2 separate regions of the Homo sapiens genome follow, and region 1 is linked to region 2. A link is a contact called in ENCODE Hi-C or POLR2A ChIA-PET data. All regions are on one chromosome and are shown on one strand. Each heading gives the region's core, a stretch centred on a gene start or an enhancer-like site at or near the end of the contact. The rest is flanking DNA. Distances are from core to core; before and after follow the strand shown.

Region 1 (5,549 bases), core at 1,715-4,214, 100 kb before region 2:
CTAACTGCTGGGGGAGGTGAAGGGTGGGCCGGGCACCGGGGGTCTGTCACCCCCTGCAGGGCACTTCGTGGCTACCCCACAGTCCCGACTGAACCCCATGACCCATGAAGTCCTTCTAGCCCTGTTCTGCAGCTGCAGTGGGAGGGAGGGGCTCAGGGTCCTCCGTTAGCTTCCCCCACAGCCTCAAGGCACAGACTGGAAATCGAGGTTCCGAGCTGTCCCCTGGAAAAGGGGCTATGGGGCTGGCAAGATGACTGCCAACCTGGGCCTCAGTTTCCCCATCTGGAAAACAGAGGGCTGGGCCAGATGACCACAGGGTGGGGCCTGGCCAGGCCTCTACCCTGGACAGTGGCAGCCCCCAGAAACCCAGAGGGTCCCAGCTCCCAGGTTTTCTCTGGGTGCTGCGGCCAACCTGTCTGAGCCTCATCCGAGCTGGGGACGGCTCTCTCTCCTCAGCCCCATCCCTAGGGTCTCTCTTCTCTCTGGCTTTGGTCTTCCCTGTCTTCTCCTCCTTTCCCCCCATCACACCCTTTGAATCTCAACTCCCAAGTCTCCTCTCAAAATCACCCCCACTTTTGTCCTCCCCCTTACTGCTACCCCAGGCCAAGGCCCCAGACTCCTTGCTGACCTTCTAGCCCCCATTCCTGCCTCTGCCTCTTTTCTCCTAGTGACTTAAAACCAATCACAGCCCACCCCTACTCTAACACCTCCCATGGCTCCCCATTGCCCACAGCACAAAAACAAAGTGCTCTTGGCTGCCCTGGCACCTAGTTTAGGTTCTAATAATAATAATAATAATAATAATGATAATAATAATAATTATTATTATTTTATTTAGTCTGGGTACAGTGGCCCACACCTGTAATCTCAATACTTTGGAAGGCTGAGGTGGGAGGATTGCATGAGCCCAGGAGTTCAAGGCTCAGAGTACCCAGCCTGCAAGCCTCCCCCTCAAACTCTGCCCTCCTCTCAGTTTCTCCAGCCCCAGCTCCTTCTGGATGCCGGGCCTATGCACCTGCTCCCCCTTCCAGCGGGGCCTCCCCAACATCCTCTGCACCTGGTTTCTCCTCTGCACCCTTCAGCCCCCGGATCTGGGATCACTTCTGGAGGTGCTCCCTAGGAGCTCGGGCCGTGTTGCAGCCGCATGACCATCCGTGAATGTTCCTCGCCCTGGGTTACTCATCTGCCACCCTTGAAGGTGGGCTGAGCTCAGCTGTCTCCTCCTTTGTCCTAGTTTGTGAACTCGCACATAACAGATTGAATGAATGAATGAATGAAGGCACACAGACGGCCCCCACCCGGCCATCCTCAGGGCTCCCTGGCCTGTTGCCCTTGTCCCTTGCCCAGCCTGGCTTGTGTGTAGGAAGTGTGGGAGGTGCCATAGGCCAAGTCACTTCCCTCCCGGGTGGCACCGAGCCCCGCCCAGCCCTGCCAGGCCCCCCCGCTGACCGCTGCCTGCCCCCGGCCGCCTGCCAGGAACAGCTTGTCTTCTGAGCTGCTGCTCTCAATCCTGTTTTTGTGGTTTCCTCTCTGCCAGTCCCGCCCTCTTCCAGTCTCTTCTTGTAGAGTGGCAGGAAAATTCTGGAGCTGGAGGAACTGGGAGCCTTTCACAGGCGGTGACCGAGGCCACCCCCAGCCTCCAGAGCCCAGTCTGCCCCTCTGTGAAGGGAACCACCAGCTCTGGCGCACAGGTGCCCGGGCCGGGGTCTGCCCACGTGTCCCACCGGGTCAGGGGTGGGAGCAAACTGAATCCTTCATGGCAAAATCACCTCTACATTGCAGCAGTGATTCGGGGATCCTTTAAAAAGACAGCAGCACATGCTACTGCACCACACAGATTGTCAGAGAAACCAGGTGTGGGGTGTGGACTGTGCGGAAACCCTGTGACCTTCACAATTTCTTTGAAACCCCAAAGCTGTTCTTTAGAAACATACATTTTTGGCTGTGCGTGGTGGCTCATGCCTGTAATCCCAGCACTTTGGGAGGCCGAGGCGGGGAGATATCTGAGGTCAGGAGTTCGAGACCAGCTTGGCTAACATGGTGAAACCCTGTCTCTACTAAGAGTCAAAAAATTAGCCGGGCGTGGTGTCGGGCGCCTATAATCCCAGTTACTCAGGAGGCTGAGGCAGGAGAATCGCTTGAACCTGGGAGGCGGAGGTTGCAGTGAGCTGAGATTGTACCACTGCACTCCAGCCTAGACAACAAGAGCAAGACTCTGGCAAAAACAAAAAGAAAAAACAAAACAAAACAAAACATTTTTTTTTCCGTGCCAATAGTGCTCCTGCAAACATGGTGAATGTTCCGAAAACACAGGTGCTTTTTGAGACGACGTCTCCCTCTGTTGCCCAGGCTGGAGTGCAGTGGCACGATCTCAGCTCACTACGACCTCCACCTCCCGGATTCAAGCGATTCACCTGCTCAGCTTTCTGAGTGACTGGGATTACAGGCACAGGCCATCACGCCCAGCTAACTTTTTCTGTGTGTGTGTGTGTGTGTGTGTGTGTGCACGCGCGTGTGTGTGTTTAGCAGAGACGGGGTTTCTCCATGTTGGCCAGGCTGGTCTCGAACTCCCGACCTCAGGTGATCCGCCTGCCTCGGCCTCCCAAAGTGCTGAGATTACAGGCGTGAGCCACTGCGCCCGGCCCCAAGAGCCTTTTTTATTTTTTTTTTTTGAGATGGAGTCTCGCTTTGTCACCCAGGCTGGAGTGCAGTGGTGCAATCTTGGCTCACTGCAACCTCCGCCTGCCGGGTTCACGCCATTCTCCTGCCTCAGCCTCCCCAGTAGCTGGGACGACAGGTGCCCGCCACCACACCCGGCTAATTGTTTGTATTTTTAGTAGAGATGGGGTTTCACCGTGTTAGCCAGGCTGGGCTCAAACTCCCAACCTCAGGTGATCCGGCCTCCCAAAGTGCTGGGATTACAGGCGTGAGCCACCGTGCCCGGCCCCAAAAGCCTTTCTGTAAGAAGTGTGGCCAGCGCCAATCCTACAAAGTGAGGCAGCGCTAGAGGAGCGAGGACTCTCTCTGAACCCAGGGAAAGTGGCCTTACAGGAAGCAGAGTGGCTGTGGTAGGCGGATTAAGTCGATTTTCCAGAAAAAGCTAAAACCACGAAGAAAATTGTGCTGAGGTGGCCGGGCGCGGTGGCTCACGCCTGTAATCTCAGCACTTTGGGAGGCCGAGGCGGGTGGATCACAAGGTCAGGAGATCGAGACCATCCTGGCTAACACGGTAAAACCCCGTCTCTACTAAAAATACAAAAAATTAGCTGGGCATGGTGGTGGGCACCTGTAGTCCCAGCTACTCGGGAGGCTGAGGCAGGAGAATGGCATAAACCCGGGAGGAGGAGCTTGCAGTGAGCCGAGATCGCACCACTGCACTCCAGCCTGGGAGACAGCAAGACTCCGTCTCCAAAAAAAAAAAGAAAATTGTGCCGAGGTGCAACTGCCTTGAGCCCCACTGTGGCGAGGAGCAAGCCTGAGCTGGGAGGAGATAAACCAAGAGACCAAGAAATAGTCAACAGACCCGTTCACAGTGCCATCGTTTTTATTTTTTTATTTTTTGAGACGGAGTCTCGCTCTGTCGCCCGGGCTGGAGTTCAGTGGCGAGATCTCGGCTCACTGCAACCTCTGCCTCCTGGGTTCAAGCGATTCTCATGCCTCAGCCCCCTGGGTAGCTGAGATTATAGGCATGCGCCACCACACTCAGCTAATTTTTGTATTTTTAGTGGAAACAGGGTTTTGCCATGGTGCCCAGGCTGGTCTTGAACTCCTGACCTCAAGTGCTCTACCCACTTTGGCCTCCCAAAGTGTTGGGATTACAGGCGTGAGCCACCGCACTTGGTCTTTTTTTTTTTTTTTTTTTTGGTGACAGAGTCTCGCTCTGTCACCAGGCTGGAGTTCAGTAGTGCAATCTTGGCGCACTGCAACCTCCGCCTCCCAGGTTCAAGCGATTCTCCTGCCTCAGCCTCCCAAGTAGCTGGGATTACAGGTGCCCGCCACCATGCCTGGCTAATTTTTGTATTTTTAATAGAGACAGGATTTCACCATGGTGGCCAGGCTGATCTCAAACTCCTGACCTCAGGTTATCCACCCGCCTCAGCCTCCCAAAGTTCTGGGATTGCAGGTGTGAGCCACCATGCCCGGATGGATAATAATAATAACAATTTTATTTAGGCTGGATGCAATGGCTCACGCCTGTAATCCCAGCACTTTGGGAGGCTGAGGTGGGAGGATTGCTTGAGCCCAGGAGTTCAAGAGCACACTGGACAATATAGTGAGACCCGTATCTCTACAAAAAATACAAAAATTAGCCAGGTGTGGTGGCACATACCTGTAGTTCCAGCTACTCGGGAGGCTGAGGCAGGAGGATCCCTTGAGCCCAGGAATTTGAGGCTGCAGTGAGCTATGATCATATCACCGCCCTCCAGCCTGTAACAAACTAAGTAACAAACTTAGTAACAAACTAAGTAACAAACTTAGTAACAAACTAAGACCCTGTCTCAATTAATAATAGTAATAATGGCCGGGCACGGTGGCTCATGCCTGTAATTCCAACACTGAGAGGCTGAGACCAGTGGATCGCTTGAGGCCAGGAGTTTGACACCAGCCTGGGCAACACAGTGAGACCCCCGTCTCTATTGTAAAAAACAATAAAATAATAATAATGGGCCGGGCGCAGTGGCTCACGCCTGTAATCCCAGCACTTTGGGAGGCCGAGGCTGGCAGATCACGAGGTCAGGAGATCGAGACCATCCTGGCTAACACAGTGAAACCCCGTCTCTACTAAAAAAATACAAAAAATTAGCCGGGCGTGGTGGCGGGAACCTGTAGTCCCAGCTACTCAGGAGGCTGAGGCAGGAGAATGGCATGAACCTGGGAGGTGGAGCTTGCAGTGAGCAGAGACCGCACCACTGCACTCCAGCCTGGGCGACAGAGCGAGATTCCCTCTCAAAACAGAAACAAAATGTGTTGAGGACTAATTTATTGCCCCAGGACTGGGAGAAGGCCAGCAGGATGTCTCTCCTCCCTCTGCAGCATAAAAGGACTCACACAAATTTTACTTCCTGCCATTGTCACTAACCACAGGGATCCCTCCTGCTGGATCAGCCCCTTTCATTCTGGCCTTTAATTGTCCCCTTGCCAAAGGCAACCCTGTGGCCTGTCCTGGTCTCTGACTCACCCTGAAGAATGAGAAACCTGTTTAAAGTGAAGTGTGATGGAATCAAGTCAGACGTGAGGAAGGACCTACCTCCTTGGTCAAAGCTGGGATGGGGTAAGCGTTGGGGAGAGAGGAAGGGAGGGTGGGAGGGCCAGCTCCCTGTGTCGGGGAAGCCTGGGTGAGCTGGGGGTCCCGCTGATACGAGTGTTCCCACCTGGGGTTTGGGTGGCCGGATAGAACTGGCACCCCTGGGTTGGAACCTCACTGACTCCCCGGTGGTGCCTGCCCTGTTCATTCCATTTCTGGCTGTCTTCATTCCTTCTATCAAGCTAACATTTCACTCCCTGCCATGCAGGGCTTGGGGTCTGTGGGCAGCCTCGGGAAGATGCCC
Region 2 (5,561 bases), core at 2,803-5,302:
ACCCAGGCAACAGGGATGCTGCATGCCACAAACACTGAGACACAAAGAAGAAGTGGTTCAAAAGCTGGGTGTGATGGTCACAGATTCTTTGCTGCTCCTCCCACGGAAAGACACAGTTCATTTCCCCTCCCCTGAATGTAGCTGCTCCTGTGACCTGTTTTAGCAACAGAAGGCAGGGGAAGTGGTGCCTTGAGACTTCTGAGGGAGGGTCTTACGAGCTCGACAGTAGGCTGGGCATGGTGCTTACACCTGTCATCCCAGCACTTGGGGAGGCCGAGGCGGGCAGATCACCCGAGGTCAGGAGTTTGAGACCAGCCTAGCCAGCACGGTGAAACCCTGTCTCTACTAAAAATACAAAATTAGCTGGGCGTGGTGGTGGGCACCTGTAATCCCAGCTACTCGGGAAGCTGAGGCAGTAGAATCACTTGAACCTGGGAGGTGGAGGTTGCAGTGAGCCGAGACTGCGCCATTACACTCCAGCCTGGGTGACAGAGTGAGACTGTGTCTCAAAAAAAAAAAAAAAAAAAAAAGAACTCAACAGCGTCCTTTCTGCTTGGAACCCAGCTGCCATCTTGTGAGGCAGCCACCTGGAAGCCCCTGGGTGATGGCACCACTGAGCAGGCACCACCTGCCAGCCCTGTGAGTGAGCTACCTCAAACATTCCCGGCCAGGGAAAGCCACTAAATGATTGCTGATTACCCCCCATCACCACAGGGAGCAGAACTGCCCAGCTGAGCCCGGACACCCCGCATCATGTCAGATATAATCCACTGCCATTCTACCTTAGCCACCCCAAATCCCTAGGGCTGAATGAGGTCATCAAATAATGATTCCTCTCCCACTTTCTCCCCTCTGCTAGTCCCTGGCAGACTGGAGGATGGCCCAGAGGCAGCCAGGTGAGGGGTGACGCCCTTCAAGGCCCTGCTCCAGTGGTCCTCACCAACTACAACCGCCCTGCAGAGCCCCGCTGTGCCCTGCACCTGCTCCCCGGCCCTCATGCCGCTGCCAGGAGTGTCTGTGCTCATCTGTCTTCTCTCCCCTCCAGCCTGAGAAAGCTCCTTCTTCCCACCCCTTACCAGAAATATAAATTGGCCGGGCGCGGTGGCTCATGCCTGTAATCTCAGCACTTTGGGAGGCTGAGGCAGGCAGATCACGAGGTCAGGAGATCGAGGCCATCCTGGCTAACATGGTGAAACCCCGTCTCTACTAAAAATACAAAAAATTAGCCAGGCATGGTGGCGGGCGCCAGTAGTCTCAGGTACTTGGGAGGCTGAGGCAGGAGAATGGCGTGAACCCAGGAGGCAGAGCTTGCAGTGAGCCAAGATGGTGCCGCTGCACTCCAGCCTGGGTGACAGAGTGAGACTCCGTCTCAAAACAAAAAAAAAGAAAAAAAGAAATATAAATTTACTCCTTGCCCCTTCTGTGTTTCAAAGGAGGGTGGCTTTTCAAAGTCCCCACAATGGGGACAGCATTCGAGGCTGCCTCAATGGCTGGTTCCACTTCGCAGCCCCATCTATCCATCAGGACGCCCTCTGCACCCATACTGACTTGTTCCTTTCCAACCCACCCTGACCCTCCACCCATCTGAGCCTTGTCTGGCTTCTCTCAGCCCAACAGGTCTGGCAAAGCTCAGGCAGATGATCACCTCTTTTGGGAGGACTCCATGATACATCAGGCCAAATGAATCCAACCCACCAGCCTCTGGAACTGCTTTCGTCCATGTACTTATGTGTTCTGCCTTCCATGATGGATATTCATGGTCTGTCTGCCCCACTAGGCAGCAGCTCCTGAGGACAGGAACTAAACCTCTTTAAAATGCCTTCAAAAACCCTGCCATGCACCCTGATACAGCCCTAGTTAGTGTACATATTATTATCAGGTTTCTGAAGATAATCCAGGAACACCTATTGTATCAGTCAGCTACTGCTGCATAACAAATTATACCAAACTCAGTGGCCTAAAACAACACATGTCTTTGTGATATGACTGGTGAAATAAATTAAGCAAAAACAAATTATTATTTTTTTTAATAAAAAAGAAGAGGCTGGGAGCCATGGCTCATGCCTGTAATCCCAGCACTTTGGGAGGCTGAGGCAGGCAGATCACCTGAGGTCAGGGGTTTGAGACCAGCTTGGCCAATATGGTGAAACCCAATCTCTACTAAAAATACACAAAAATTAGCTGGGTGTGGTGGCGGGCGCCTGTAGTCCTGGCTACTTGGGCGGCTGAGGCAGGGAAATCTCTTGAACCTGGGAAGCAGAGGTTGCAGTGAACCGAGATCGCACCACTACACTCCAGCCTGGGCAAAGAGCAAGACTCCATCTCAAATAAATAAATAAATAAATAAATAAATAAAACAAAAATAAAATTAATAAATAAAACAACAGACATCTTATCAAGTTTCTGGGGCTCAGAAGACTGGAAATGACTCAACTGGGGGGCCAGGCATGGTGGCTCATGCCTGTAATCCCAGCACTTTGGGAGGCTGAGGCGGGTGAATCACCTGAGGTTGGGAGTTTGAGACCAGCCTGACCAGCAAGGAGAAACAGAAACCCTGTCTCTGCTAAAAATACAAAAGTTAGCTGGGCATGGTGGCACATGCCTGTAGTCCCAGCTACTCTGGAGGCTGAGGCAGGAGAATTGCTTGAACCCAGGAGGTGGTGGTTGTAGTGAGCCGAGATCACGCCACTGCACTCCAGCCTGGGCAACAAGAACAAAACTCCGTCTCAAAAAAAAAAAAAGAAAAGAAAAAAATGACTCAACTGGGTGGCTCACGCCTGTAGTCCCAGCACTTTGGGAGGCTGAGGCGGGTGGATCACTTGAAGCCAGGAGTTCGATACCAACCTGGCCAACATGGCAAAAACTAGTTTCTACTAAAAATATAAAAATTAGCTGGGTGTGGTTGGTGGCGTGCACCTGTAATCCCAGCTACTTGGGAGGCTGAGGCAAGAGGATCGCTTGAACCTGGGAGGTGGAGGTTGCAGTGAGCCGAGATTGTGCCACTGCACTCCAGTGTGGGCGACAGAGTGAGTCTCTCTGTCTGTCTCTCTCTCTCTCTCTCTCACACACACACACACACACACACACACACACACAGCTTGAGATTGTGCGTTCATGCTGGGAAATCGTGAGACATCCCAAACATCACATTCACCCTCCTAAATTGCTGTTGGAAGGCGATGGCTCCCTCATGTGGAAGAAGGATTTAGCAGTGGGGTTTGTGGAGGCGTAGGCAGGGTGAGGGGCAGCAACGCGGAATGACACAGCCCCTGGGGTTGGCAACAGTGGGCGCCTTACAGGTGGGGGATGGGCTGCAGAGAGGGACCCCCATGGACAGGCTGTCCTCTAGAGGGAGGAGGCCAGGGACCGACAATCGGCCTCACTTCCCCTCCCTCACTCTTCCTCCCTCACTCTCCCAGCCCCCTGCCCCCTGGTGCAAGTCCCCAGCTGGACCCCGCTGGGATGGAAGCTGAAGCCAGAGGGTTGAGGATCCGTCCCTGCAGTGCCCCCAGGCCTGGGTCCGGGCGTGGAGCTCAGTGGCAGGGGTGGAGGGGGAGCCTGGAGGGCCCAGCCCAATGAAGCCATCACAGTCACTCTTTTAGTGATGCCCACCCCGGGGACTCACCACCAGGGGCAGTAGCCATGGGGGGGGGCACACGATGCCCCCAGCTGCCCGCCAGGTCCCCCGCCATGCCTGCAGTTCCGTCTTCCTTTCCTCATTCCCTGGATCGCCCCTGTGACCCTGAAGGGGACGTGGCCACTCAGGAGCCACATCATGCCGGCTGCACCTTGTCCAGAGGCGGACACTCCCCATTTTTTTTCTTTTCTTTTCTTTTTTTTTTTTTTTTTTTGAGAAGGAGTTTCACTCTTGTCGCCCAGGCTGGAGTGCAATGGTGCGCTCTCAGCTCACTGCAACCTCTGCCTCCCGGCAGATTCTCCTGCCTCAGCCTCCCAAAGGGCTGAGATTACAGGCGTGACCCACCCCTGCGAGAGTTTCTATTAGAACCTGAAGCCCGGGAGCCAGGGCAGAGCCCGTCCGACTGGAGTCCGAGGTCGCCCTCTGGCGGCCGAGCGGAGGGCGGCGGGGTCGACCTCCGAAGGGAAGACGGGGCAGTGACTGGGGCGACAGTTTGCAGAAAGAGGGGCGTGATATTTAGGACGCACAGCAGAGGCTGCGGTCCCCGTCAGTACCCTGCAGCACCTGTCACTCCTGAACATGTAAACGCACACACGCATTCACACATGCAAACACGCATCGGTTTGCTAGGGCTGCCTTGACAGGTACCGCAGACCCGGCGGCGCAAACACCTGTTTATTCTCTCTCGGTTCTGGGGCTGCGAGTCCCAGACGAAGGTGTGAGCGACGCTGGATCCTTCTGAGCCCGAGTGGACTCTGTCCCAGGCCTCTCTTGGCGGTGACCGGCGTTCTTGGCTTGCGAAAGCTTCACCATGGTGTTCGTCCTGTGTGTGTCTGTGTCCCAAATTTCCCTTTTTTTTTTGTCTTGCTCTGTCACCCAGGCTGAAGTGCAGTGGTGTGATCTTGGCTCACTGCAACCTACACCTCCCGGTTCAAGCGATTCTCCCACCTCAGCCTCCCAAGTAGCTGGGATTACAGGTGTGCATCACCACGCCTGGCTAATTTTTTGTATTTTTAGTAGAGACGGAGTTTCACCATGTTGGCCAGGCTGGTCTTGAACTCCTGACCTCAGATAATCCACCCGCCTCGGTGTGCCAAAGTGCCGGGATTACAGACGTGAGCCACTGCACCTGGCTTTTTTTTTTTTTTTTTTTTTTTGAGATAGGGTCTCTCTCTGGCACCCAGGCTGGAGTGCAGTGGCGCCGTTAACAGCTCACTGCAGCCTCAATCTCCTGGACTCAAGCAATCCTCCCACCTCAGCCTCCTGAGTAGCTGGGAATGCACGCATGTGCCACCATGCCCTGACACTTTTTGTATTTTTTGTGGAAATGAGATCTTGCTATGTTGCCCAGACTGGTTTCAAACTCTTGGTCTCAAGCAATCCTCCCACCTCGGCCTCCTGAGTAGCTGGGACTACAGGCGCATGCCACCATACCTGGCTAATTTTAATTTTTTTTGTAGATATAGGGTCTCACTATGTTGCCAAGGCTGGTCTTGAACTCCTGGGCTCAAGCAATCCTCCTGCCTCTGCCTCCCAAATTGCTGGGATTACAGGTGAGAGCCACTGGGCCCAGCTCAAATTTCCTGTTTTATGTAAAGGACACCAGTCACACTGGATCAGTGCCCACCCTACTCCAGAATGAAGTCATCTTAACTATATAATTTCATCCTCAATGACCTTATTTCCAAGCAAAGTCACATTCTGAGGTCCTGGGGCTTAGGGTGTGAACATATGGGTATTGGGGAGGACCTAATTCAATCTGTAATAAAGCACAGACACTCATAGACACACAGATGCACATACACACACACACATACGATACACACGCAACACAAGCACAACACACACAGACCAGCATCTATGACTCTCTACCTGAGGGCGGAGCTAAGCCTCCCCAGCCCCCATACCATTTGCAGGGGAGTTG

What was found. Hi-C counts contacts between places; a loop is a spot of excess contacts on that map. ChIA-PET counts read pairs that join two places held with the same protein, here RNA polymerase II (POLR2A). Pooled maps may share reads with other maps.
Region 1: a pooled map shows a loop between it and region 2 (2.1-fold over the local background). The contact joins two enhancer-like sites. A Hi-C loop is called at or near these places in 1 of 37 single-sample maps with no recorded cell type and 5 of 50 pooled maps. POLR2A ChIA-PET finds 5 or more read pairs at or near these places in 11 of 52 experiments (CD4-positive, alpha-beta memory T cell, GM10248, GM12878 and 7 more).

What each region holds. Positions count from the first base shown.
Region 1 is chr19:2,028,431-2,033,979 of GRCh38, reverse strand. It overlaps LOC107985278 (a long non-coding RNA gene), which reads left to right. Exons shown (of 4, transcript XR_001753845.2): 2 at 5,146-5,272. Among named protein-coding and RNA genes, the nearest start is that of BTBD2, 15 kb to the right of the region's middle. RefSeq lists an enhancer at 4,789-5,423. Within about 2 kb of position 2,964, at least 3 of the 41 ENCODE cell types and tissues checked have a DNase peak (open chromatin) inside an H3K27ac peak, as active enhancers do.
Region 2 is chr19:1,927,987-1,933,547 of GRCh38, reverse strand. No RefSeq gene overlaps it. Among named protein-coding and RNA genes, the nearest start is that of CSNK1G2, 10 kb to the left of the region's middle. RefSeq lists enhancers at 3,717-3,806, 3,905-4,787 and a silencer at 3,904-4,198. Within about 2 kb of position 4,052, at least 2 of the 41 ENCODE cell types and tissues checked have a DNase peak (open chromatin) inside an H3K27ac peak, as active enhancers do.